Linked DNA regions of Homo sapiens: regions 1 and 3 are each linked to region 2. A link is a contact called in ENCODE Hi-C or POLR2A ChIA-PET data. All regions are on one chromosome and are shown on one strand. Each heading gives the region's core, a stretch centred on a gene start or an enhancer-like site at or near the end of the contact. The rest is flanking DNA. Distances are from core to core; before and after follow the strand shown. Region 1 overlaps L3MBTL3 (L3MBTL histone methyl-lysine binding protein 3). Region 2 overlaps LOC105377999 (a long non-coding RNA gene). Region 3 overlaps ARHGAP18 (Rho GTPase activating protein 18).

Region 1 (3,937 bases), core at 881-3,380, 230 kb before region 2:
GGGACATGGATGAAATTGGAAATCATCATTCTCAGTAAACTATCACAAGAACAAAAAACCAAACACGGCATATTCTCACTCATAGGTGGGAATTGAACAATGAGATCACATGGACACAGGAAGGGGAATATCACACTCTGGGGACTGTGGTGGGGTGGGGGGAGGGGGGAGGGATAGCATTGGGAGATATACCTAATGCTAGATGACGAGTTAGTGGGTGCAGCGCACCAGCATGGCACATGTATACATATGTAACTAACCTGCACAATGTGCACATGTACCCTAAAACTTAAAGTATAATAAAAAAATAAAAAAATAAATAAATAAATAAATAAAAAATAAGAGGAAAAAAAAATAAAAAAAATAAAAATGACAACCAGAAATATTTTCATGCTATATTTTAATACCACAATTATTGTCAACCTAAACATTTCCTGACCTGCTTTCCTTGATCAACATTTTTCATTATCAACAATTTCGTTTCAAAAGAGGGTACAAGCTGCTTAGGCGCAAGTGTGCGATTTTTTTTTTTTAAGAGATAGATCTCACTCCACTGTCCAGGCTGGAGTGCAGTGGTGCCATCATTAGCTCACTGTAACCTCAAACTCATGCTCAAGTGCTTCTCCAGCCTCAGCCTCCCAAGTAGCTGAAACTACAGGCATGCGCTACCATGCCTGGCTAATTTTTAATTTTTTTGTAGAAACAGCGTGTCACTATGTTGCTCAGGGCTGGTCTGAATTTCTGGCTTCAAGCAATCCTCCTGCCTCACCCTCTCAAAGCATTGAGATTACCCACACTGCAGCTGGGTGCATGAATCTTAACATGGAGGAAGCAGCCCAGCAATAGTGGTTACACATATGATCTTAGGAAGTGAAGAGATCTGGTTTAAATTTCAGTTCTGCTACTCACTAGGTTTACACGACCATCAGCAAATTACTTAATTTGTCTAATTCTCAGTTACATCATTGGTAAAACAAGGATAATAAATCCTTTACGTCAGAGGGGCATGTTAAGAATGAAATAAAATAATGTATAGAAAGCACTTAGCACAGAGCCAGGCACTTAAGTAGGAGCATGATGCACAGCAGCTATTCCTAGTTATAAATTACTTATATTGTAGGATAAAATTATCTACTGACACCTGTTGTCTTTAACTAACCTTTCTTCAACTATTAAAATAGCTTTTAGAGTAATGGTTCCAAGCACAGACTACAGTCAGACTGTCTGGGTTATAACCCAGGTCTGCTACGGACTAGCTATGTGGCCTCTAACCAAAGGAGGTTCCATGTTTGTAGAATGAAGGTGTGATGATAGCAACTACACCACATAAGGTATCATGAAGATTAAATGCACCCACATAGGTAAAAGCACCTAAAAAAAAGTGCATGGAAAACAGCAATTTCTCTTGGAATTTCAGAATTTTCAAGAAGCCATTTACTGCAATATTTCTTTAGTTGCAATTCAATACAATTCAATTCAATTCAATACATTTCAGTTGTATTGAATGGAAATACAATCATAGTGAAATCTTACTCAAGAATACTTTTGGTTTTTAATAAAGACAGTGGAATCCACTTGAATGGAAAAATGTATTCTTTATGACTCAGTATTTTCTTTTTCTCTGTAATTATGTGTCACTTTTTAGAGGTCTTACTGTCTTAATCTAATTATGCTTTGTGATAAATATTAGTAAAACAGACATTAGAATGGTAAATGCATAGGATGGCAGTTGAATATGTGCAGCTGTATTTCTTCAAGTCTGTTTGTCATATAAAAACAATTTCTAACCAATTACGTTTCAATTAGTTCCAGTCTGTTAAAAAATATTGAAAAACAAATTATTTTGCCCCAATTTAGGGATTTATCGATTTCCGCCACCTCTTTAAGTCCAGCAGGAAAGGAGGCAGATGCAGATTGCCATGTAGATTGAAATATTTGCCAACCAGGTTAGGAAGCTCGGATTGACAGTTATTGCTGGCCCAGCATCAGAGACATGGCTACCTTGCGGCAGCTCAAGTGTGAAAGTTCACTCCTTAGTTTGGCTTGGTTTAAAATAACGCCACCCTTCTCTTTTCAAAATAGCTTATTCTAGTCTCATGGGGCCTTTGCAGAACTGAAAGAGACTTGTACTTCCCCAGTAACAAGCGGGGAAGATGACTACCAGAGAGCTCTAAAAAATGTAGTTTTTCTGTTTTGGCCATCAAAAGAATGTCTCTTTGCATGCTCCCAGCATTTTTTTTTTTTTTAAGTTTCTGAGCTGTGACTTACTCGCAGGTAAAAACATAAGGGAATGAGAATCTCCACATTCTCTAAAGAAAGTTTAAAAGAATACTTGAACTGCCTCCAAAATGCCTCGTACAAATGAAGAGCGACTGTACTTGAGGAGCTTCAGGTCAAGGAGATCACCACCTTCGAAGGGATTCAGAAAAAGATGGCAAATAAAACCAGTGGGACTTGGGACTAAAACTTCTGCAACTATGAGTAACATTCAAATAAAGAGTTTTTAAAATTAAATTCCTTTTGAGATGATACAACAGCAACGGTTTTACTGAATTATGTTTTCATAAACATCACCCAGGAGAGGTAAACATGGTTTACTGTGTATCTAATGAATAAAAACATTTTGGTTAACAGGCCTATTTAATTATAATTTAGCATAAGGACCATACGCTAGTGAAAGAATACAATAAAAGGAATATAATGAATAAATGAGGTGGGTATTACCAAGATAACAAGGAAAAACCCTCCAGAAAAACTCAGCAATTAATCCTCTTATTAAATGAAAAGCCTTAACGAATAAGGTGAGGTTTGGGAAATAAAGATGATGTCTCTTAAGAGTGAGACTCTATTACTTTGTTGTTGTTGTTGTGGAAAAGAGAACAGATGTCACCGCTTTTCTACTCTACAGAAAAGGGTTTCCTGAGTCAGAAATTGGTGATATTCAAGGAGATAGAGTAAGATCCTGTTACAATATTGTTCCAACAACTTCACAGGCATATAGCAATAACACAGTCATCTTATCCCTGCACTTTGAATGGCTGCCTTGGTGTCACAGTGGTTGGCATCAGAACTGTGAGTGTTTTAACTAAACACTAAGCTACTCTTTGGGGTACATAAACAACTACACAGATTTAACTCAAGTTCTCAAGAGCTAGAATAGGAAAACACTTCCAGAGCTCCTAATTCATACCTGGAAGCCCATCAACAAAAAGGGAGAAGAGGTTTTACAATAGCCAGAGAATGCCTAGTCATTGAAATTACTTTCGCCGATATTCAACATGAAGCTCTCGGCCCAGAAGACCTCATGGGGCAAAAAACCAACTTCCCAAGGTTTACTAATTAACTTTTGTAATCTTTTAGAATGGTTGGCTCTAAATTGATTTTATTCTATTTGATGTGATAGTTTTGCAAAGCAAATAGATTTATATATGCTTTTAGCTTCATACTTTATGTTAGCTTGCTTTCCTATCTGTTTAACAGGGTACAGACTCGGCTTTCGGTGTGACTAGCAAAATTGGATTCGTGCTAAAAATATAAACCAGATTGATGTCTGCAATTCTTGCAACCGCTCTATGTAGTTCTCATAGTGGAAACACTGGTCTTACAACTTGAGAAGCCATTTTAATGGCCTATAATGAACTGAACAGACTGATTTCTGCCATTAGACCAGTTAAGCAGTGGGCATTTGCCTTGCAAGGTAATCTAAGCATTTGGCAGGCATTTTAAAGCTGCTTTATTGTGTTTCTGTGGCTGATGTTTAGCAGGCTTAAACAACATGGGAGCTCAAAACATTAAGTGATTTTTAATAGAGATAGTACCTAATTTAGAACACAATTATAAGCAGCTATAGAATAGATTTCATGAGAACAAGGCTATGTGGGATGGATGCCCGATGTTTCCCAACTAATAACACATTGTGAAGTATTACCCCTGAAAA
Region 2 (3,499 bases), core at 386-2,885:
TTTTATTTAACAGAATGACTGATGTGATTCAAAATAATTTTTTAAAAAGCTAATGTACAAATTTTAGGATCTCATAAAACTTGAAGCATATGTTGAAAGCCAATCGAATATAATCATAACAATATTAGCAACTCTTTCAGTGTTTTTCTGAAAGCAGGTTTGAAACAGGAAGATAAAGATAAAATGAAGGCCTTTCTAAGTATAAAAAACTTATTTAGAAAATGAAGCAAATTTCATCATGAGAATAAGTCATTGCTGCCAGTGAAGATACTGAGCTAAATAGTGCTCAAATAGATTCAATAAAAACATTAATCCCAAGGTTTCCTAGATTAGATGAATTGAAGGATCTCATGTAATACATTTCTATTGCACTTATAAGGAGTGTTATACTATTGGCAGCTAAGATTTAGTGGGTACCTACCATATGTCAGGCAAAAACTGTATTACTGAGTTCTCATATGAACTCTCAGAGGTAGTTGCTATAATTATTCATGTTTTGAAGATGAAGGGACTGATACATACAGATAAGTTAAGCAAATCTCCCAAAGTTATGTGATTATTAAGTGGTAAGTAGCTGGGATTTGAATCTATAATCAGGCTCCAGAGTCAAATATCTTAACCACCACATCAACTCAACTGGGTCATATCTATATTTTAATAGTAGGATTTGCTTATCATCAAGATAAGTCATTATATGACAAATGAAGTAACTGCAGATCAGAAAGTTTAAAGAAATGATCCCAAGTCATTCAGTTAGTAGGAAAGCCAAGAATGAATCCTGGTTTCCCTGTCCAATGTGCCCCTCCAAACTGCTGCCTCCCAGTTATATAATATGTTAAGAAAACCAGAAAGCAAATTTAGAAATAGAGTCTGTGGCAAAATGACCACAGAATAATGAAACATGACCAAAGCGATTTAATCATTTCGATTTACATAGCCTGTCTAGGTGCCCCCTCCCAACTCCCACTCAAAGTTTTCTATTCATCATGGCATTTTAAGAAGCCTCAATAAATTGATCTGACTGAATTTCTTAGACATATATAATTCAGCCAGTGTCCTGAGTTATGGCCATGAAGATGACACAGTTTTAGCTCATTTGTAAATGATGTTATTTAAAGCATGTTATTGTTTGGATTGTAGATTAAGAAGGTAGGAGCTTTCTGAGCTATTCATCTGACATCTTTTATTAATTTTAAATTAACCTAGAAATTAAACTGAATTACTTTTTGAGGATGAAAAATTGGTTTGGTAATTATTAGCTTGCATTTTATTCTTAGGTCATGCCTTGAGTTGCTTATATAACCTTCAGAAAGTCAATAAATCTCTCCAGTGATCCACGGAGGGGAAGGAAGAGTAGTGTGGTTAGGTGGCCCGCCTGAGAGCCACAGTGGGGCAGGGGAGCCCCCACACCCCAGCCAAGGGAGGCTGTTGGTGCCCCTCGAGGTCAGAGATCCCAGAAGAAAAAGCAGGCACCCATCTTTGCCGCTCTCCAGCCTCCTTGAGTGACATATCCAGGCACCAGAGTGAACCAGATGAATAGGGCCTGAAGTGAACCCCCAGCAAACCGCAGCAGCCCTACAGAAGAGGAACTGAACGTTGAAGGAAAAACAAACAGAAAGCAACAACAACGGCAACATCAACAACAAAAAGTCCCCACAAAAACCCCATCCAAAGATCAGCAGCTTCAAAGATTGAAACTAGACAAAATCAAGAAGATTAGAAAGAATCAACAAAAAAACACTGAAAACCCAAAAGGTCAGAGTGCCTCTTCTCCTACAAATGATCACGATGACTCTCCAGCAACGGTGCAGAACTGGCCAGAGGATGAGATGGACGAATTGACAGAAGTAGACTTCAGAAGATGGGTAATAAAAAACTCCACTGAGCAAAAGGAGCATATTCTAACCCAATGCAAAGAAGTTAAGAACCTTGATAAAACATTAGAGTAGCTGCTAACTAGAATAACCAGTTTAGAGAGGAATATGAATGACCTGATGGAGCTGAAAAACACAGCATGAGAACTTCATGAAGCATACACAAGTATCAATAGCCAAATCGACCAAGTGGAAGAAAAGATATCAAAGTTTGAAGACCATCTTGCTGAAATAAGGCATGCAGACAAGATTAGAGAAAAAATAATGAAAAGGAATGAACAAAGCCTCCGAGAAATATGGGACTATGTAAAAAGACTGAACCTACAATTGACTGGAGTACCTGAAGGACACTGGGAGAATGGAAAAAGGCTGGAAAACACACTTCAGGACATTATCCAGGAGAAATTCCCCAACCTAGCAAACAGGCCAATGTGCAAATTCAGGAAATACAGAGAACACCTCTAAGATACTCCCAGAGAAGATTAACCACAAGACACATAATCATCAGATTCTCCAAGGTCAAAATGAAGGGAAAAAATGTTAAAGGCTGCCAGAGAGAAAGGCCAGGTCACCTACAAAGGGAAGCCCATCAGACTAACAGCGGACTTTGCAGCAGAAACTCTACAAACCAGAAGAGATTGAGGGCCAATATTCAACATTCTTAAAGAAAAGAATTTTCAACCCAGAATTCCATATCCAGTCAAAACTAAGCTTCATAAGTGAAGGAGAAATAAAATCCTTTCCAGGAAAGCAAATGCTGAGGGATTTTCTCACCGTCAGGCCTGCCTTGCAAGAGCAAACTGGAAAGGAAAAACTGGTACCTGTCACTGCAAAACAACCCAAAATATAAAGTCCAATGACACCATAAAGAAACTGCATCAACTAATGTGCAAAATAACCAGATAGCATCATGATGACAAGCAAGCTGGATAAAGAGTCAAGACCCATCAGTGGGCTGTATTCAGGAGACCCATTTCATGTAGAAAGACACACATAGGCTCAAAATAAAGGCATGGAGGAAAACTTACCAAGCAAATGGAAAGCAAAAAAAAAAAAAAAAAAAAAAAAAAAAAAGCAGGGGTTGCAATCCTACTTTCTGACAAAACAGACTTTAAACCAACAAAGATCAAAAAAGACAAAAAAGGGCATTACATAATGGTGAAAGGATCAATTCAACTAGAAGAGCTAACTATCCTAAATATATATGCACCTGATACAGGAGCACCCTGATTCATAAAACAAGCTCTTAGAGACCTACAAAGAGACTTAGACTCCCACACAATAACAGTGGTAGACTTTAACACCCCACTGTCAATATCAGACAGATCAACAAGACAGTAAATTAACAAGGATATTCAGGACTTGAACTCAGCTCTGGATCAAGTGGACCTAATAGACATCTACAGAACTCTTCACCCCAAATCAACAGAATATACATTCTTCTCAGTGCCACGTGGCACTTATTCTAAAAACAATCACATATTTGGAAGTAAACCACTCCTCAGCAAATGCAAAAGAACTGAAATCATAACAAACAGTCTCTCAGACTACACTGCAATCAAATCAGAACTCAGGATTAAGAAACTCACTCAAAACCACACAATTACATGGAAATTGAACAACCT
Region 3 (3,514 bases), core at 440-2,939, 200 kb after region 2:
AAGTATTAACTAAATTCATTTTTGTGTGTAGATCAGAGGGGAAAATAAGAGGAAGTGGGAGAGGAAAAAAAAAAGCTGCCTTGTATTTTTGAATATGGAAAAAACTATCAAGTGATCACCGTGATCAGCACATTTAATGGTTGCATTTAAGTCTGAATAGAATTTTTGAGAAGGCTGGGCTTTTTTGACATCTCTTTTTAATGAAAAATATGTAACAATAACCTTTATACAGTACCTTCAATTTGCCTGGTATTGTGTGCTTTATAATATCCTATATTTGAATATTGACTCATTTATATTTCACAATTTTTTTTTTTTAGACGGAGTCTTGCTCTGTTGGCCCAGGGTGGAGTGCAGTGGTGTGATCTCAGCTCACTGCAACCCCTGGCTCCCAGGTTTAAGTGATTCTCCTAGCTCAGCCTCCCAAGTAGCTGGGATTACAGGTGCCTGCCACCATGCCTGGCTAATTTTTGCATTTTTAGTAGAGATGAGTTTTTACCATGTTGGCCAGGCTGGTCTTGAACTCTTGACCTCAATTGATCCGCCCACCTCGGTCTCCCAAAGTACTGGGATTACACATGTGAGCCACTGTGCCCAGCCCTATATTTCATGATTCTATGAGAGTAGGTATAGTTATGGTCTCTATTTTATAGTTGGGGAAACCGAGGCCCAAAAGTGAAGAAAACTTGCTCAAGGTGACATGCTAGGAATGTGGTGGAGCTGCTTTGAAACCCTGGCAGCCTGGTTCCAGAGGCTGTCCTGTTAATTACTACGCTGTGTCCAGTGTCCACCGCCGGAGTCTGAGAAAGCAGTAATGACGTTTCTCTATTTCAGTGACCTTGCATATTGGATTTGCCCAGTTTACTTTGGAAGTACCCATTCCACTTTTCTAGGATCATGAAACACTGTATTTAATACTCAAATATCTTAGTGCTGATATCTTCTCTGATTCTAGAGGGCATTTCACAGATCTTACTGAAAAATTCCTTGGGGTAGTATTAGGCTTCGGGTTAAGTAATTTATTTATTAGACAAATTTCTTGGCTTTCATGATTTGGGTAAAGTATGGTCAATCTGTGTACTTCTGATTATATGCTAAACACGTGAAAGTCACCAGATGGCCAACTACGATGATTCCCATGGACTTCTACGGATATATTAATGCTGTTTTGGAGGACCCTCTGTGTGCCGCAGGCTCCATGACACCTAATGTTGGTGGATGCGTTCTGGTGTGTATGTGTTTCCATGAAATTTACAAACTAACACACAGCATTCTAACATGTTCACTTAGGAACTTTCAAAACTTTGCCCTACAAGACAACATTCTCAATAGAGAAAATTTAGAAAAATAGCAGCACAAAAGAGGAGGCAAAAGTCACTTATATTATTAATATAATACTACTCTAGAGCTAACCACAATTGAATTTTATTTTGCCTCAGTATTTTTTTCCCATGCACATTCCTAGGCATGCTATCTTAAAGCAACAGTTTGTGTAGTTAATCTGTTGCTCTCCCCACAGTTATATTTTAACTAGGGTACTGAATACAGAACGTTTTGCACATGCATTTTTGCTGGAGAAACCACAGATATGTAGCCATTTATAGTGTTTCTTAGCTATCGCATGCATCATTTCCTCTCCTACTTCCTCCTGTCACTGGCAGTCCTGCAGCTGGCCTGCCTTGCCACTCCTGACATCTGAGTCATCACTGACATCTCTCTCCCCAGGCCTGCTCAAGGAGCTCTTACTAAGCTTTGTTATTTTTTTCTCTCCAAGATTTTTCAGATCTGTACTTTATTTTTCAACGCCCCAACTCAATCCTAATCTGCACTTCAATCATCTCGCGCTGTCAGTGTCAGTTTCTTGGCTTTGAGCTCCTTCTCTTTTCAATTCACATTTTCAAAAGCCATTTTCTCCCAAGTGTTTTCTCACCTTTCCTTTCTTAGCAGAACTCCCCCCCGCCGTGGTTACACCTCCACGTTACTTTCCAGGTATGCCCACATCATTTTATGATTCTTGATGGTGTTCTCATTCACCATATCCACTTTGTGCAAGGCAGAGATACACCTTGCTGCTTTGTTATTGCATTGTTGTGAAAGGTAAATTGGGCTGGCCCCAGAGAAAATTGTGAAATAAGGAAAGATTTTGCCATCTCCAACCTCTATTTTCCATTACATTTTTGACTCATCAGGGCTTTTTTCTTCTCTGACTTGTTATCATTCCGCTCTGTAATTCATACTGCTAATCAAAATATGAAAGGATCTGATATTGGTTGTTTATACGTAAATGAATTTGATCACAAATTATTAACGTGTGATCAATGTTTTAATGAAATGAAGCTAATGCAAGTAGATATAGTTTTTCATTTCTACGGGAAAAAAAGCCCGTACTTGGCAGATAAAAAAACCAACAACCCTGTGCTGGTTCCTTCCACCTCAAATTAAAAGAAAAAACAAGGCCGGGCGTGGTGGCTCACGCCTGTAATCCCAGCACTTTGGGAGGCTGAATTGGGCAGATCACGAGGTCAGGATATCGAGACCATCCTGGCTAACATGGTGAAACCCGGTCTCTACTAAAAATACAAAAAGTTAGCCGGGCGTGGTGGCGAGTGCCTGTAGTCCCAGCTACTCGGGAGGCTGAGGCAGGAGAATGGTGTGAACCTGGGAGGTGGAGCTTGCAGTGAGCCGAGATCACGCCACTGCAGTCCAGCCTGGGTGACACAGCGAGACTCCGTCTCAAAAAAAACAAAAAAAAAAACAAAAAAAAAAAAAGAAAAAACAAAACACATTTCTCACTTTTTTTTTCCTGAAGTATATAAGTCTGTGAATAACCATGGTGGTAAAAACAGAAAGGAGAAACAGAACGAGAAAGAAAGAAATAGAACAATCAATAGAATATAGTAATATTATCAAGCTATGTCTTTTGATTAAAATGTATTATATGGTTTACCTTGATTAAAATGCATTATGTGTGCAGTTTTCTCAAAAAAATTCTTATTGTGTTTTATTGTTCAGTCCCTTGTTTATTCTCAGCTGTGTGTCCAGTTACTCTATCCATCTTAGACTATAAACTCATCAAGGCATTAAACATGTTGTTTTCTTTATTCCTGAATCTCAACATCTAGTTAATGCCAGGCAGGCTGTGGACAGTCAATAAATGTTTGCTAATTATGTGATGATGCTTTGGGACATAAGAATGTTGCTTTGTGTCTCTAGGGTTTTAGTTTATTTTTACCAGATCAAACTTTAGAATTCGACTAACACTAATGTCAGAAGTCTGTGTTTCAGTAACCATCTACAGATAATGGCACCCAGTTGTCCATGAGGAGATGCCATTTGCATCCTGTGTGGGTGACAGCTATGCTTTGATTCCTCTTGGATCTGTAGGACTACTTGCCTGTAAGACCTCATGTATTGTTCTGGGGGTCTGCCAGAGAGGGAAGCTAGCCTCAGAACACGGGGAAATGAGGCAAGGGGGCTTCAGAAGTGGTCATGTCAGGATTCTGGCTTGGCAAAG

What was found. Hi-C counts contacts between places; a loop is a spot of excess contacts on that map. ChIA-PET counts read pairs that join two places held with the same protein, here RNA polymerase II (POLR2A). Pooled maps may share reads with other maps.
Region 1: a map with no recorded cell type shows a loop between it and region 2 (3-fold over the local background). The contact joins two enhancer-like sites. A Hi-C loop is called at or near these places in 6 of 37 single-sample maps with no recorded cell type and 3 of 50 pooled maps.
Region 3: a loop to region 2 is called in a map with no recorded cell type, with 5 times the contacts of the local background. The contact joins two enhancer-like sites. A Hi-C loop is called at or near these places in 6 of 37 single-sample maps with no recorded cell type and 4 of 50 pooled maps. POLR2A ChIA-PET finds 5 or more read pairs at or near these places in 2 of 52 experiments (AG04450 and GM12878).

What each region holds. Positions count from the first base shown.
Region 1 is chr6:130,113,349-130,117,285 of GRCh38, reverse strand. The region is part of intron 19 of L3MBTL3 (L3MBTL histone methyl-lysine binding protein 3); the gene reads right to left. Among named protein-coding and RNA genes, the nearest start is that of L3MBTL3, 97 kb to the right of the region's middle. RefSeq lists an enhancer at 2,260-2,389. Within about 2 kb of position 2,130, at least 3 of the 41 ENCODE cell types and tissues checked have a DNase peak (open chromatin) inside an H3K27ac peak, as active enhancers do.
Region 2 is chr6:129,880,812-129,884,310 of GRCh38, reverse strand. The region is part of intron 3 of LOC105377999 (a long non-coding RNA gene); the gene reads right to left. Among named protein-coding and RNA genes, the nearest start is that of TMEM244, 21 kb to the right of the region's middle. RefSeq lists enhancers at 1,484-1,533, 1,584-1,813. Within about 2 kb of position 1,635, at least 2 of the 41 ENCODE cell types and tissues checked have a DNase peak (open chromatin) inside an H3K27ac peak, as active enhancers do; they include GM12878, where a contact is called at or near this core.
Region 3 is chr6:129,682,311-129,685,824 of GRCh38, reverse strand. The region is part of intron 1 of ARHGAP18 (Rho GTPase activating protein 18); the gene reads left to right. Among named protein-coding and RNA genes, the nearest start is that of ARHGAP18, 26 kb to the left of the region's middle. RefSeq lists an enhancer at 1,487-1,781. Within about 2 kb of position 1,689, at least 35 of the 41 ENCODE cell types and tissues checked have a DNase peak (open chromatin) inside an H3K27ac peak, as active enhancers do; they include GM12878, where a contact is called at or near this core.